Linked DNA regions of Mus musculus: region 1 is linked to region 2. A link is a loop called in an ENCODE intact Hi-C map of the cell type or tissue named here. Cell type or tissue: left cerebral cortex. All regions are shown on one strand.

Region 1 (2,500 bases), 120 kb after region 2:
TTGTGTGTGTGTGTGGGGGGCATTAATCCATCTGGGTTTTTTTTTCCTGGTCTGTCACTTTTCTCTTTTAAATTTGTTTATTTATACACAGAGACACACACATGGGCACACACACACACACAAACATACATACATACATACACACACACACACACACACACACACACACACGAGCGTGCGTGCACGTGTGTGCACATACACAGAATCAAAGCAGAGGTCTGAGGAGAGCTTATAGGAGTCATTCTCCTTCTGCCACATGGTTCCAGGAGTGGAGCTCATCCTGTCACTCTTGGCAGCAAGGACTTCCATCAGCTGAGCCATCTGGCTGGTCCTGACTTTTCTTTCTAACTAGGCATAGCATCCAGTTGTAGAGATGTCCTTTTGAACTTCTTATGACTTAGATGTTTATTTTCTGGTCACTTCTCTCAGAAGAAACCTGCTGCCTTTCCCCATGGGGTGGGGTGGAGAAGGTGCATATGGGCTTCCATTTCCTCTGTCTGTAAGAAGATGCCTCAAGAACAAATTTTCTTTCTGATGACTGCTTAATGCAGGCCAACGATGACATTGTAGATAAGGGACACAATACCTCATTGTCTGGAAAGTCTCCACATGGTGGAAGCTCTTGGTAAGAATCCATGGCAGTTAGCCACTAAGGTGTCAGGTCCTGGTTGAACTGTGCTAAAGAGACTTGTTTTGCCAGCTCCAGGCTGTGCCAGCCTTCCTCTCTGCTTTCATGACCTCTCAAAGCAGGTAGATGGTTAAAACAAACAAACAAATTACAACCACCACAACAACAAAAACCAACAACAACAAAAACTGACAGGAAAAAGCAGCCTATTAACTTACAGCAATATTAGATGATTTCCAAGGTGTGAGGCCTGTAGTCCCCCCAGGGCTCTTGCAGCCCAGCCCAGCTCAGAGTCTATACTCCCTGAGCCAAGATATATGGAGACTCCAGGGCAGAGACATGTGACAGAGAAGACACTCTCCAGGTGACTTTGGTCCCAGAAAGGTACTCTGGGTGGCAGGGCTGTCATTAATTATTAATCTCTATGTAAAATCAAGAAGTAGAAGCAGCTCACCCAGCAGTAAATGCTGCCCCCTGGTGAGCTGCTTCAGGTTGAGCTGCTTGGAGAGGCCTTGGGAAGGACGGGTAAGGAGAGCACGAATGGCTGGAGAGCAGGACCTGGCTGGCTTTGCTCTAGCTCAGATAAAAGGGGAACATTTTGCTTCTTTTTTATATCCTATGTGCAGGGTGGATAGCACCTTAATTAAGGGCTGTAACGGTTTATTTCCCATATCCACACATTTTTTTTTTGCATTTAAAAGGTCCAAAGGAAGGGCACACAGGGAAAAATCACGTCTTCATGCCCAGCTCACCTCATTAGTGAGCACACCTCCCAGTGTCTTTCATAGCCTACTAAGGAGAATGTTTGGATAGATATCTGTAACTATGGTGATAGATATTGAATGATGACCTCATACTGACGTAATGATGTGGTTGGCTCTCCATCTCTATGTGTCTTGTGCCTGTACATCCAACCACCCTTGGCTCAAGAATATTCCTGGGAAAGGATCCTCCAAACATAGATAGACTTTTCTTTTTAGAGTTCCCTAAGCCATGAACTATAAGCATGTATACTTACATCAGGTATTTAAAGTGTTCCAGAGGCAATTTAACATAAGGGAGAGGAGGCACCATGTAGATCCTTTTCATGTTTGCATATGCAAATATTTATATGTAAATATTTCATAGAAGTGAGTTGATCATCTATGGATTTGGGGATTCAGGAGTGTCCTGGAACTAATCCCTTATAGATACCAAGGGACAGTTGTGTATGAATGTGGCACATTCACATTACATAAAAGTCACCATGTAACCATAGTTATAGCCACACTACTATATGTAAAATCATATATAGTTAGGGTTCTACATGCACACATGCATAATGCATCATATATACATAGTCATGGACGGTTAGTATATCATGGTGTAATATAGTGGTATACACAGCAGGCAACATGATTAAATAGTTCTCAGTAATGACAGTTTTCTTCAGCCTGTCACCCTGCTTTTAAGCAGAAGGCCATTTAGAGCCTGGCACCCAACAGAAGCAGTGTCATATAAGGCAGCTGAGAACAGGAGGTGTGTCATGGGAGGGAGTGCCTACCGCTTTGACAGTGCAACATTTTACTCCACAAGCTGAAAGCCATGTCTGTCCCTGCTGGAGGATGCCAGGGGCAAAGGCTGAGCTGACCCACTCCTCAGAGCATCCTACAGGGACTCACTGTGTACACATGGCACGGATTCATGCTAGGCCCCTTAAAAGTGATTTCCTTTGACTCCTATTCCCCATGACATAAAAACTGTATCATCTACGTTGGTTCATCTTCTTGCAATGTTTCTTATATACCTGCATTTTTACTTATGCCAAGGTTTGGCCAGTCCATTCATTAGCAAACCCCTGAATTCTACCATCTTAACTCCAACTGTGCCATT
Region 2 (2,500 bases):
TCAGGTTCCAGCTCATGGCTCCCATCCTTGCCTGTCTCTTAGGATAGGATGTTCTCCACCCAACTCTTGCCTATTTTCAAACTCCACCTGACACCACACTTTGAAATCATACCACCTTCTCAGGCCATTGTGGTTTACAGCGATTTCCTCCCACCTCTCCTCACATAGACCATCTACTTCTTGAGGCCCTGCATCCTGGTGTTCATCCTGAGAACTGATGTGTGAGGAGTTCATCTTTGATGCACAGAATACGCAGTGCGTTTTAGAGTCCAACATGGCGTCTCTGAGACATGGAAGAAGCCTGGCTGACAGGCTGGTCACAGGATGAGTATTGCTGACCTGTGGCCATAGCATTAGAAGCATCTACTTTTGTGGGGAGGAAAATCCCTTTCATCCCATTCCAACAGGGTGAGAATCCAATGTCTCTAGGGGTGGGGGTGGGGAATCCTCTCGCTCTCATCTGATGAGACTTCCCTCTTCCTGTGCACCTAACTCATAGGCTGGCACAACTTCAGCTTCACTGACCACTTGTGAGAAACGCAAGTTCATGAGCCTCAACTCAGACCAACGGAACTGGAGGCGGGGCGGGGTCCAAGAGTCTGAATTTCAAGTTTCAAGAGTTCATTGTGTCTCCCAGAAAGCAGCTGGCTGCTCTCTGTAGATTTGCTTAATTAAAGGTGACTAGTGTCGCTAGACCACCTTTCTTCGGCTAAATCATCTCTTATGACCCTCTCTTTTGATGATTTTTTTTCAGTCATGTGATCACCCACATGCCCCACGTTTGTGAAAAAGCAGTGGCCCATGTTTGGGGGGGGGGGGCTCCCACATTCCTCCAGGCTCCAAGCAACCGCATGAAAACCGTGCTTTTAAAACAGCTACTTGTGGTTTCTGTCTCAAAAGCTGAGCCGGAAAGGGGTTTGTGGTTGTGCGACCCCGGCTGGGCCTGAGCGACAGTTTTGCACATTGGGGGCGGGCTGGCAGAGGGGTGGGCGGATGACTGGCAGTTGTGTTCTGAGTGTTGTTTGGAGGCTGTTAATCTTGCTCCTGCAGCCCGCGCACGAGCTCACCCTTACCGTTTCTTGTCAAGAAAGGGGAATCCTGTGTCTCGTAAGCCAAAAGTCATAAACAACTTTCGTTTATACCCCTAAATGCGAGAAGCAGGCGCTCGCGGGGCTCGGGGGTGGGGTGGGGAGGTGAGTGTGTGAGGGTTGTCCCCGTGCAATCTCTCTAGAGGAAAAGGAACTGCAATGTTTGTCTCTCAGTCACTGAGCAACACCCAGGCGAACTGGGTGCCTGTGGTCTGCTGTGGTTTTTCTTGCTCTTCCCTGCGCTGGTTCACTTCCACCCTCCGGATGCTCCAAGTCGCCCTCCATCTGTGCGCTGGGCTCCAGCTGCAGGGGTCCAGGGTGCCTCTCAGCCCCTTCCTCTCGCGGGAGGCGGGTCCTCGCAACCGGGCGCTGCGCTGTGCGGCCAGTAGGGGTCGCTGCACGGCGGCGCGCTCCCACCGCGGTGAATAACGGGGCCGGGCGGGAGGAGAAAGGAAACCTGCTGGGGGAGGCGGTACGGCCCGCGGGCGGGCGGGCGGGCGGGCGGGCGAACGAGCGAGCGAGCGAGGGAGGAGATAGTTCACTTTTGCCCCGGTGTCAGCGAGACGCGGCCGCCGCAGGCGCGAGTGAAGGAGCACCGAGGGAGCGGAGCGGTCAGCTCCGAGAAGCCGGGCGAGGGCAGCCCAGAGGTGGGATCGGAGCGCGCCCGCCGGGCGCGGAGCCCGCGAGCCTGGCCAGCGAGGGAAACCACGGGGGGCGCTCCCCGGGAGGGCCCCCAGAGCAGCGCAGGATGCCGCACGAAGAGCTGCCGTCGTTGCAACGGCCCCGCTACGGCTGTGAGTGTTCGGGCTCCCGTTGATCTCGGGGCGCCCCTCTCCCTGGGACGGCGTTGGGGAGGCCGAGGGGCTTGAGGGCGCGCTGCGGAGGGCAGCGGCTGGCAAAGTTGAGAATTGGAATTGCAAAGGAGCAGGGCGCGGATTTCCAAGCCCCTTTCTTCCAAATTCCTAATTGCAGCTTCCAGCTAAGTCCCTCCACCTCGCAAGCCTCAGCAGCTCTGGTGCAGATCAGGTTGTGGTTTAGGGGTATCAGGTGAGGAGCCCGCCTTGCTTTGGGCGCTGCCGGCTCGAGCCAGAGGGTGGCGTAGGGGATCCGATGCTTCCCACCCAAAAGGGGCGGAAAGTTTGTTTGCTGTCGCTACAGGTGGGCAGCGCAGCTCCTGTGCCCGCGCGCTCTGCGAGAGGTGAAGGCACTTTCCTGGAAGGGCAGGCTTCTCCTACTAGTCTCTTTTGGGCCTCACCTGAGCAGCTAGAGCCACTTAGGCCCCACAGGTGTGAGGCCCTTCCAGCCAAGGCCTCCAGGGACACGTACCGCCCCCAGCCACTTTCCCGGTGGCTCTCCCCGCCCCCGATCTCCTGCGCGGGAGGATTTCTGTAAGGACAGACTCTGAGCCGGTC

Evidence for each region. Peaks named below come from ENCODE experiments on the same cell type or tissue, not always from the same donor. Only the 100,000 strongest peaks of a DNase experiment are listed, where the experiment ranks them.
Region 1: a loop joins it to region 2, with 6 times the contacts of the local background. A loop is called at or near these places in 16 of 42 quality-filtered maps.

The regions. Positions count from the first base shown.
Region 1 is chr13:95,775,993-95,778,492 of GRCm38, reverse strand. The region is part of intron 2 of Iqgap2 (IQ motif containing GTPase activating protein 2); the gene reads left to right. It overlaps Gm32702 (a long non-coding RNA gene), which reads right to left. Exons shown (of 3, transcript XR_382767.3): 3 at 533-2,500. Among named protein-coding and RNA genes, the nearest start is that of Gm32702, 13 kb to the right of the region's middle. In left cerebral cortex, a CTCF peak has its summit at 1,097 (motif pointing left); a DNase peak (open chromatin) is centred at 1,115.
Region 2 is chr13:95,891,046-95,893,545 of GRCm38, reverse strand. Iqgap2 (IQ motif containing GTPase activating protein 2) reads left to right here and starts at 1,624. Exons shown (of 36, transcript NM_027711.1): 1 at 1,624-1,882. The coding sequence starts at 1,837. In left cerebral cortex, CTCF peaks have their summits at 1,456 (motif pointing right) and 2,178; DNase peaks (open chromatin) are centred at 1,027, 1,439 and 2,186; H3K4me3 peaks cover 1,634 bases; H3K27ac peaks cover 1,267 bases.